2 separate regions of the Homo sapiens genome follow, and region 1 is linked to region 2. The links are chromatin loops, found by intact Hi-C in ENCODE. Cell type or tissue: psoas muscle. All regions are shown on one strand. Each heading gives the region's core, and the rest is flanking DNA. Links, peaks and the distances in the headings are about the cores only. Region 1 holds the start of ITIH1 (inter-alpha-trypsin inhibitor heavy chain 1). Region 2 overlaps ITIH4 (inter-alpha-trypsin inhibitor heavy chain 4).

Region 1 (5,364 bases), core at 109-5,108, 50 kb after region 2:
TAAGGCTGGACATTCCATAAGGGGTGGGCAGGCTGAGAAGTCTCCAAAGGGCCCACCACCACCCCCTTGCTATCCCATGTACCTTTTTTCCTGAGAAGGACTTCTTGATAGTTTGGGCTGCCAGTTCCTTCGGCAGGAAAGAGGCCTGGGCATCCAGCTTGCTGATCCCCTGGGGCTCGAAGATGTCCACATCAATCTGCAACATTGAAGCAAATTATTTTTTTAAAAAAAAAGATGGGATCTTGCTTTGTTGCCCAGGCTGGCCTCAAACTCCTGGGCTCAAGCCGTCCTCCTGCCTCAGCCTCCCACGTAGCTGGGATTATAGGCTCACACCACACTGAAGCAAATTCTCTACCAGGGCTCCCACTCACCAAGTCTCAGCCAAGAGCCAGCATGTGTCCTGGCCACCTACTGTGTGCAGCACCCACCCAGCCCTGATCACAGGGCCTGGTACTCAGTAGGCACTCCAAAAATACTGACCAAATGAAGGTGTACATGCCTGCATCCCTCAACTCAGCCACCACTTAGGTGCCAGCAATAATTCCAGGCCCTCAGGCTGCGCGGGACTTTCTAGTTTACAAAATTACCTGGACATTCAGTACTTCTCGTGATCCCTGTGGCGGTCCTGGGACTCACAGAAACCCCCCGTCTAGCAGATGAGCAAACCGAAGCTCAGAGATAAAGAGGAAGTTAGAGAATTCAGGGAGTTCCCTGCCCAAGAAGAGCACATCAGAGCTCACCCTGAGGGGTTAGTCCCCATCCCTGTGTTCTCAGGCCTGGGTGGTGACACATGGTGGGTGCTCAACCAGTGTTGGGAGCCATGGTGACGGAGAGAGGGGCAGGACCCCTGCCCCGGGACCTGTGATCTACCTCAAAATGATGCACCAGCTGCTTGGGCTTGACTTTGATGACAATTTCATACTGCATATGGTTTCTCTTCAGCACTTCCTCATAAGTCAGCTGAAACGTGACCTTGCTCTGGGGATTGACGGTGAGGTGGATGGTGAATTGCTCCATAGTTCTCCCCGAGGCCCTGGATGTGCCACCAGAGGCAACAGCAGACAGACAGAGGGTAAATGACATTTGGGTCCTTGTCACCTAACATGTGGCCCACAGAATTTATTTCTCTTAGATGAGTGTTGCTCCCAGGTTTCCCTGGACCTCACAAATGTGTTAGCTGGCTGGTCAGGGTCAGGGCCCAAGATGGCGGGGGCCCACTTCTCCCAGTGGCATATCTGGGAAAAGGGCAACTGCACGGCAGCCTGTTCAGTGCACCGTGCTGGCATCTGGGTTTGGGCAGTTTGCTTACCCTTCCATCATCCTGGGCTGTTCTCCACTAAAGCCACCTTGCAGCCATCAGACCTGTCCTGGCTGGGGAGGGCAGCCCTAGAGATGAGACCAGCAGGCCCAGAACTCACCTGACAAGGCCGGCATTCTCTCCTGAGATAGCTGCTTTCCGGTACTGCTTCCATGCAGTCACCTTGTCCTTTATGTCTCCGATAAATGCGTTTCCATCTGCTGTACTGCAGGGAGGGAAGGACACCCTCAGGAAAGATGAGCCTCCTGACCACACAGGTCCTGAGAGGGCCTGTCCATGTGAGCCCTTGGATAAGGACGTCTCCTGACGAGCCTTCCACTGCCCATGGTGGAACTCAGGGGTCCATGGGCAATGAGGTGAGCAGCCCAGGTCAGAGGCCAGCAAGAAGCCTCAGACTCTGGCCTTGGCTCCTTGGGTTCTAGCCTGAAACATGCTGTGATGGGTCCCAGTTTGCCTCCAAGATGGGAGCCAAGCACAGACCTAAAGGGCTTCTTCCTCCCCTCAAAGCCAGGGCTGGTCTGTGGCCCTTCTAGAATGAGGAGATGCTCTGCGTTATCTGGCCACTCCGATCCTTGTTCTTAAGCTGGGACTAGTAAGCGGCACCCCTGGGAGAAGGCATGGGAGTTGGGCAGGCACGCACACGGCAAAGTCACTGATGAATGCTGTCTTGGGGATTTCCAGGTCGAAGGCCACTTCCCTGGCTTCATTGGCAGTGTTGACCACTTGGCTGGTGACAACATAGTGGGCGAAGCGAGAGGTGACTTTGCAGTTGACTTTCAAACTCCGGATGAACACGCCATCGACAGCCTAAAGTGAGACATGAAGGAGCTGTGGCCTGAGACAGGGCCTCTGTCAGCGAGGGACTTCCTGTGGTACGGGGACTTGGCACTTAGCCCCAGTGCATGGTGCCCAGATGCAGGAAGAACAGACCGCAGGAAGACCCCTGCTCTCTGGCTGAGACCGTGCTGTGGGATATGAGGTGAGATGGGAACAAGTCCCCATTTCTAGGACCCTGGAGAGTACCCCATGCCTATGGCCCTGATAGAGGGGTCCACCCCTGACAGGTTGGGGAAAGCAAGCCTGTAAAAAGGGCTCTGTCACAGACCCCTTTGCCAGGACTCTTACTCACGGTGTCCACAGCCTGTCGCTTCTGCAAAACAAAATCAGGGTCAAGTGTGAGAGGAAAACTCAGGGGACCACCGGCCTGCCAGTTCAGGGATGGGAGTGGAACACAGCCTGTGTCCTCTGCCCCTTAGCTTCACCTCCTTGGTGGTGCTGGGAGGTCACCTCTCCACTCAGAAGTGGTGGAGGTGGTGGGGGTGACCCTGGCCCCTTGAATGGGGGTCTTGTGTCCCGCCCGGGGCCTCATCCAGGTTCAGCTGCCTATTTCTGCCCTGTGGGCTTAGCCATATACCTCGCTGCTCTTGGACCTGCCTGTAGCCGAGCCCAGGGCAGGCATGGCCTGCAGGATGAGGAGAGATACCAGGTACATGCACAACAGCAGCCCCCGAGGCCCCATGGCACCGTCCATGCTCTAAGGCTCCTGCTGCCCTGTCACCTCAGTCAGACCAGTAATCAATACAGTGCTGGATAAACATGGATTAAACATTAGACAAGGTGCAGGCAAATATTAATGACAAAAACCGCAATGACTTTTGCATCAACCTAACACATTTAGAGGAATCAAAATTTGGCAGTGGAAGCTTTTTGCCTCAGGGGGGTTCCCAGCTCTGGGTGGTTAAACTACTGATGGGGCTCCAGACCATGTCCCTCTGTGTAGAACTGCGCTTAGCCTATGTGAACTGTGAGGATCCCCGGATGGCTCATCTCATCCTCGGGCTGGCACAAGGCAGCACCAGTGACACGGTGACATGTGGCAAGAAGCAACAGTTAAAAATGGATTTCTAAACTTCATTAGGCTTTACTTTTTTTTTTTTGAGATGGAGTTTTGGTCTTGAGTGCTAGAGTGCAGTGGCAGGATCTTGGCTCAGTGCAACCTCCACCTCCTGGGTTCAAGTGATTCTCCTGCCTCAGCCTCCCGAGTAGCTGGGATTACAGGTGCACACCACCATGCCCAGCTAATTTTTGTATTTTTAGTAAAGACGGCTTCACCACATTGGCCACGCTGGTCTCGAACTCCTGACCTCAGGTGATCTGCCCGCCTCAGCCTCCCAAAGTGCTGGGATTACAGGAGTGAGCCACTGGGCCCGGCCAGGCTTTACTTTCAAATTTCTTTTTTTTTTTTTTTTTTAAGACAGGGTCTCCCTCTATCGCACAGGTGGAATACAGTGGTGCGATCTTGGCTCACTGCAGCCTCGACCTCCCAGACTCAACTGATCTTCCCACCTCAGCCTTCTGAGTACCTGGAACCACAGGAATGTGGCACCACACCCAGCTGATTATTTTTATTTTTTGTTGAAACAGGGTTTCAGTCGGGCGAGGTGGCTCATGCCTGTAATCTCAGCACTTTGGGAGGCTGAGGGAGGCAGATCACTTGAGGCCAGAAGTTCCAGCCCAGCCTGGGCAACATGGTGAAACCCCATCTCTACCAAAAATACAAAAATTAGCCAGGTATGGTGGCATGCGTCTGTGGTTCCAGCTACTCAGGAGGCTGAGGCAGGAGAATAGCTTGAGCCTGGAAAGTGGTGGTTGCAGAGAGGCAAGATTGTGCCACTGCACTCCAGCCTGGGTGACGGAGCGAGACTGTCTCCAAAAAGAAAGAAAGAAAAGAAAAGAAAGAGAGACAGAGAAAGAAAGAACAGAAAAGAAAAAAGAAAAGAAAAGAAAAGAAAAAAGAAAAGAAAGGGAGGGAAACAGGGTCTCACTTTGTTGCCCAGACTGTTTCAAAATTCTTTCAGCATCAACACACTTTTCAGTCATGCTTTGGCCAGGGAGGCAGACACGGTGGCTTAGAAAGTGTGTGACATCCAGCCATGCTGGTGATTCTCACAGTGCTAACCTGGTATTAGCTCTGTCAGAGACAGTCTGGACGGTCGGGGTGAGGCATGATGGGAGATCTGCGCTTTAGGCCAGTTGCTTCACCTCTCTGAGGTTCTTACCCAGTTCTAGAAAGAACAGAAGTGAGCTTCCTCGTTCCTGCACCTGGGCAGGGAGGCCTGGCAGATAAAGGGGAGCTGAAGATGAATGACATGTTTTCATAATCGAGGACTCATTTGTGTCATGCATTCCTCTAAACCCTTTATTGTCTAATTTTATCCTCGCAACGTTCCTGGGACACTGGCCCCATACCAAGAGACAGAACAGGGATTCAAACCAGGTCTCTCAGGCTCTAAAGCCCAAGGCCATCATGTAATGACAGAGAAGCAGACTTGAAGATCCTAGAGACAGGAGTTCCCAGAGACCCATCTTGCACCTGCAGTTTCTTATTTTTTTATTGCCAAACCCACCCTGTTCCCCAAAAACCACAGCATACTGGGCAGACAGGGCCCCTGGCCAGTCTAGTCTGTGACCTGGGTTGGGATGTGCTGGCTGCTGTGACCCTGATAAGAGGAGGGGGCCCAGAGCCCTCACTGATCTCTGTTTGCTTGTCCTGGACTTTGTCTCACAGAGCAGCTTCTGGGAAGAGTTTATTGTCCTTAGGCCACGGTCACCTTCTGGCCTGTCTTCTGGCCTTTGTAGAAGAGAAGCTGGATCGACATGACAGTGTACATTTGAAGTTCTGCTTATTTCCTGCACCAGTATCGACCAAGCCCTGCAGTGTGTTGGGCACAATGCCAGGCACTGAGAGGCCACCATACAGAAACCTGAGTGCCCTGCTGTGTTCAGTGAGCTGATGTCAGGGGAAAAGGGAATCAGACAAGTCAAAGGGAGCCCACTGAATCCCAAGGAGTGATGAGAAGCTGAAGAGATAGAAATTTGGAGGGGCAGAGGCTCATCTCCTGCAGGGATTAGGAGAAGGTTCCTGGATGAGGTGCCTGGAAAAAAGAGCAGTGCTTGGGAAGGGGAAGGCGGGAAGGGAGGGAGAGAAAAGCAGACGGGCAGGTGGGATGTATGCTGTGGGAAGGTAGAGGTGTCTGGGATGGGAG
Region 2 (5,321 bases), core at 1-5,000:
TGCAGACCTCCCGCCAGGCACTACCCCAAGGGCCTTACTGGTATTCTCCCACCTAATAGAGGGGATGATCCAATCATTTCCATTTTCCAAATGAGGAAATACAGTTTTACAAGCCTGGCTCTACCGCCTTTTAGTAAGTGACCTCAGGAGAATGATTTATGCTGACTATGTCTCAATTTCCTCATCTGTAAAACAGGGTAATACTAGAACCTATTCAGAGGGTGGCGGTTGTGAAAACCAAACCCATTGTATCTATAAAGTGCTTAGGACAGTGCTTGTTGTGAAAACCAAACCCATTGTATCTATGAAGTGCTTAGGACAGTGCTTGTCGCAGAGCAAATACCCAAGCACATAAACAAGCCACTTGGCACCTCTGTGCCAAACTGCATTCAGGCAGCCGCATGCAGCCGAGCAGAGTTGGTGCAGTGCGCATGAGCATGTCACACACAAGCAGGTAAGAGGTGCCCGTGTGCCCCTCCTCGGGGGACACAGACCTCAAGGCAAATGGCACCTGCTAGGGGAGTGCCCTGCGGAAGTGGGGATGAGTTGGGGAGGGTCCACTGCGGAGCAGAGAGGAAGATTCCCAACTCTCAGAGACCAGACTCTAGTCTACCTCCGAATTCTCCCAGCTCTGAGGGCTTCCTTCTAGGAGACTGGTGGGAGCTTCCCTGTTGCCACAGAGGCCAAAGTCTCCAGAAATCAAAGGACCTGGTCACTGCCCTTTTTCTGGGCAAAGCTAAGCCAGCATGCAAAGCTCCCTGACCCCACCAGGTCTCTCACCCCTGCCCAAAGGCTGAGTGTGATGCCCCTCCCAGACACTGGCCCTGGCTTCACCAGCTCCACCCCCTGCATGCTTGTTCTTCTCCAAGGGGTGCTCTGGGCCCCTATAGATCAAGAAGGACGTGGCCCCTGCCCTGTGGTGCTGTAGGGTGGGGAATGAAGCACACTGCTATCTCTTACCTGAGACAAATGTTCACATATGAGATGCCTCACTGGGTTCAGCCTGAGGCCTGGTCAGTGGCTCAGTCAGATTGGGAGCCAGGGTTTGGTCTAGAGCCAGAGTCAGGGCCAACTCTTGAAGAGCGTCACCCCGAGCTGAGGTGGCATTGAAACCCTGCAACCCCCTTCTTCTTTGCTGGTCCAGAATGGCATCGACATCTACAGCCTCACCGTGGACTCCAGGGTCTCATCCCGATTTGCCCACACGGTCGTCACCAGCCGAGTGGTCAATAGGGCCAATACTGTGCAGGAGGCCACCTTCCAGATGGAGCTGCCCAAGAAAGCCTTCATCACCAACTTCTCCATGTAGGTGCCTTCCCACCCTCCTCCCCTCTCCACACCCCCCAGTGCTATGACTCCATCGCTCTGTGCCAGCAAACCCTCTTCTTGAAGTAAGGCATGCCAGGGTGTACATCTTCAGGAGTACACCCTGCACCTGGGGCCACACAGGAACAGGGGCTTGCCAAAGGACTTATTCTCAAAGATGCCCCCGTCCTTCCCTCCATCCAGCCATTCATCATCCCTAAGTGCTGTCCAGGTGTTAGGCAGAGAACCACAGAATCTTTGTGACTTTGCCTTTGAGGAGCACAGACTTGAGGCCTCCTGAGGCCAGACCAGGCAAGAGGGAGTCACCAAAATGCACATTCCAGCTCAAAGTACAGAAAACCTTCTAGACCCTTGGCTTCCTCACAGTGGAGAGTGGCTTGAGGAGGATTCTCCTAGGTCTGCCCCAGCTGGGATCCTGCAGAGGACATTTTTGCTCAGGCTGCGTGAGAGATGCCTGAGGTTTCTCTGAATTCTATGAGCCAAGGATGGTCCTCACTTTGTCCTCTGCCACCCTCCCCTACCCTTCCCAACTCAGTTTCCAATGTTTACTAAATGCACCAGGATGCCGCCTGTCCCTTGCTGCCAGGAAAAGCTGTGATTTAGGACAAGGGCAAGACTCTTCCCAGAAACAGGGCGATGGTGGGGCAGAGAGGGAGTGTCTCATGTGGGGTCCCACACTGTGGCCTCTGGAAAACTGCAGTGGGGGCTAGTCTCCTCCCTCAGGCGCCAAGCATCCCCCACTCCACCGCAGCCTCTACTTTTCCTAACCCAGAGCCCGGGCCTATGCTGCCCAGCTTGCAGTGCAAGCCCCACGGGCTGTGTCAGCCTTCGACATGGGTGCCAGGGTCAGCAGTTGCCAGGTCCAGGCCCGTGGCATCTGCTGAGAGCCCAAGACTGTCACTTGCCTTCTCTAGACCCAGAACCTGTTGCTGCATGAGTTAGGGGAGCAGAGAGCAGGTTCCCTGCTCCCTGACCTGGCCAGGAGCCCCAGCTGGCCATCTGGAGAGATGAAGCACTGCCTACCCAGGGGGAGGAGTGCCACTGCCCACTCACCAGCCCCATCCCGGGCTAGAGTTAAATTATAACCAGGAAGGTCAGGCAGGAGGGACGCGTAGTCCTGACATCCTGGCTGCTCCCCCTCCTGCCCACTGCCACACACTACCACATGAAGTTGACCAGGCACATCCCTACACACCCCACAAGGAGGCTCTGAAAAAGTCGTTTTCCTCCCTGAGAAATGGCCTGGGCCATTCTTTCTCAGCCCCCAAAGGATGGCTGCTAGGAGTGTGTCCACACACCCAGGAGTCCCGTCCACCAGTTGTCCAAAACCTCCTTCCAGATATGCCAGCCTCCCTATAGGGTGCCTGCCTCTTGTGGGAGGGAGCGGGGAGACTGCTGTAGGGGGAAAGTGCTCAGAGCCTCCAGCCCTACGTCTGCTTCCTCCTCAGTCCTGGCCCCACACGGCTGCACGCAGGGCTGGGAACAAGTGTGACTCAGAGAGCTCTTGCTGGTGATGAACTAGTTCCCCTGGAACAGTCCGTGAAATGGAAGGGGCAGGTGGGAATGTGGGCCAGCTTCGGCCAGACTGGACAGGTGGAGAGAAGGCAGGATTTAGCCCGGCCCTGCCCCTCTGCAGCCTCCCCTTCGTCCCTTCTATAAAATGAATGCTTACTGTTACTGTACACACCTCCGGGAGCTAGAGGCCTGGAGCACTTTGCAGAGTGCCCTGCACAGGGTCCTGTATGCGGTAGGTGCATAATAAATGGCACTGGGCTCAGGCAAAGATGGGAGTCACTGTGTCAAGAGGCACACCGAGTCCAGAAAGGCTCTCTGGAGGAGGCAGGAGTGGAATGGGCCCCTGCCACCAGGCTCTCAACAACTCCCACCCTTCTGCCCCCAGGATCATCGATGGCATGACCTACCCAGGGATCATCAAGGAGAAGGCTGAAGCCCAGGCACAGTACAGCGCAGCAGTGGCCAAGGGAAAGAGCGCTGGCCTCGTCAAGTGAGCTGGTGGGGGGCAGCTTCAGTGGGGAGGGTCTAGACAAAGGCCACCTTGCCTTTGGCCCTTAGTCCTGCTCCCACCTCTACCAGCCTTACCCCACCTGTCCTGGAGGAGCAGGCCTGATGCCCTTCTCCCCCAGGGCCACCGGGAGAAACATGGAGCAGTTCCAGGTGTCGGTCAGTGTGGCTCCCAATGCCAAGATCACCTTTGAGCTGGTCTATGAGGAGCTGCTCAAGCGGCGTTTGGGGGTGTACGAGCTGCTGCTGAAAGTGCGGCCCCAGCAGCTGGTCAAGCACCTGCAGGTACCTGCTGCTACCTCTTCCAGGGAGGCCTCCTGCATGACCCTTGCCCTGCTGAGGGCGGCCCCTCTTTGTCCCTGAGCCTCCTGTGAGCCCCAGCCCAGGCTCCTGGCTGACCCAGGGACCCACATCTTGCCTCCAGATGGACATTCACATCTTCGAGCCCCAGGGCATCAGCTTTCTGGAGACAGAGAGCACCTTCATGACCAACCAGCTGGTAGACGCCCTCACCACCTGGCAGAATAAGACCAAGGTGGGCCTGTTGTGGTCAGCAGGTGAGGGTACCAAGGGCCCTGCCTTCAGGCCAGCCCTATGAGCCCGGATTTCTGGAAAGCAGGATGGGCTCTCCCTCCTGTGAGCTGTGACCTGGAGAGGCTCCTGAGATCTCTGCATCCTTGCTGTCATTTGGCAGATGGGGAGGGCAAAGCCTAGAGAAGGACCATGGCGTCCTCGTATGAGCCCTGAGATCTGTCTGGGAAGGGGCTGGATAATAGACTGATGTGAGGGTCCTGGGGCCAGGTGGAGAGAAGGAGATGGTTGGATGGCACACATCCTGGAATAGCCTCTGCTTGCGCAGCTCCAGGAACAGGGAGCTCATCACACCCCTCCCCTACGTGAAAGTGGTCCATCAATAACTCAGCCTGAAAGAAAGTGCCCTGGAATACGGACCCAAGGCTGCATCCTGGAATTCTGATTTCCCAATATACAGACAGGGGTAGAGGGTGTTGTTGGCCTGGCTTTGCTGTTCCTCCCAACTTCAGCCCGGATTATTCCTCCAGGCTCACATCCGGTTCAAGCCAACACTTTCCCAGCAGCAAAAGTCCCCAGAGCAGCAAGAAACAGTCCTGGACGGCAACCTCATTATCCGCTATGATGTGGACCGGGCCATCTCCGGGGGCTCCATTCAGGTGGGTGGACTTCAGGCAAGAGCAGAGCAGCCTAGAAGTCTGTCCACCCCCAAGGGCCTGAGCTTGGGTATTTTAGAACAGGAAAAGAACCACCCTTACTTAGCAGTGTGCACCAGGGACCGGCACAGACAGAAAACACGTGATTTAGTTGTGTTGTCCCTGAAACTATTCCCTTTCCCAGGCAGAAAAGGTTTGTCTCTGAGAAGAGCTGCCCTGTGGGGTTTCCCTCTTTGCCTCTGCTGCTGGGAGGCTCACAACTCAGTTTTATGCAGATTTGCAGTAGTTTCTTTCACACTAGTTTCTGGCATTATTATTGTTGTTATATTTTGGTATGATCATGGCTCACTGCACCGTCAAACTCCCAGGTTCAAAAGAAACTCCTGCCTCGGCCTCCCTAGTAGCTGGGACTACAGGCGTGCACCACCACACCTGGCTAATTTTTTTTTTTTTTTTTCCAGTAGAGACAAGGTTGCCCAGGCTGGTCTTGAATTCCTGGGCTCAAGTGATCCTCCCACCTAAGCCTCCCAAAGTGCTGGAATTACAGGCGTGATTCACCACACCCAGCCATTTCTGCCATTGTTATTATACTTCCCTTTTACTCCATGTTTTTGAAGTCTTCCCTCTTTTGATGGTTGTCAGGTTTATGATGTCTGAACTTTTTAGTATAAACCATCTGAAATACTAAAACAAATAGAAGGAAAAGTTGCAGGGAGAGTTCTGGTGGGCTATGCATGAGCAGGGAAGGCTTCCGCAAGAAAGGGGCTGGTCTGAGCCCTGAAAAAG

Evidence for each region. A loop is a pair of places that touch in the nucleus more often than their neighbours do. Peaks named below come from ENCODE experiments on the same cell type or tissue, not always from the same donor. Only the 100,000 strongest peaks of a DNase experiment are listed, where the experiment ranks them.
Region 1: a loop joins it to region 2, with 2.1 times the contacts of the local background. A loop is called at or near these places in 12 of 110 quality-filtered maps.

Annotation. Positions count from the first base shown.
Region 1 is chr3:52,775,101-52,780,464 of GRCh38, reverse strand. ITIH1 (inter-alpha-trypsin inhibitor heavy chain 1) reads right to left here and starts at 2,866. Exons shown (of 22, transcript NM_002215.4): 1 at 2,733-2,866; 2 at 2,448-2,468; 3 at 1,959-2,125; 4 at 1,419-1,523; 5 at 871-1,033; 6 at 83-196. The coding sequence starts at 2,849. RefSeq lists enhancers at 760-1,049, 1,034-2,233. In psoas muscle, for the core only: no CTCF peak of the experiment used is centred there; no DNase peak of the experiment used is centred there.
Region 2 is chr3:52,825,103-52,830,423 of GRCh38, reverse strand. It overlaps ITIH4 (inter-alpha-trypsin inhibitor heavy chain 4), which reads left to right. Exons shown (of 24, transcript NM_002218.5): 2 at 1,145-1,305; 3 at 3,227-3,331; 4 at 3,471-3,633; 5 at 3,773-3,883; 6 at 4,410-4,538. It overlaps ITIH4-AS1 (ITIH4 antisense RNA 1), which reads right to left. Exons shown (of 3, transcript NR_046615.1): 3 at 5,110-5,219. Among named protein-coding and RNA genes, the nearest start is that of ITIH4, 2.9 kb to the left of the region's middle. RefSeq lists enhancers at 1,792-2,399, 2,400-3,008. In psoas muscle, for the core only: no CTCF peak of the experiment used is centred there; no DNase peak of the experiment used is centred there; H3K27ac peaks cover 2,358 bases.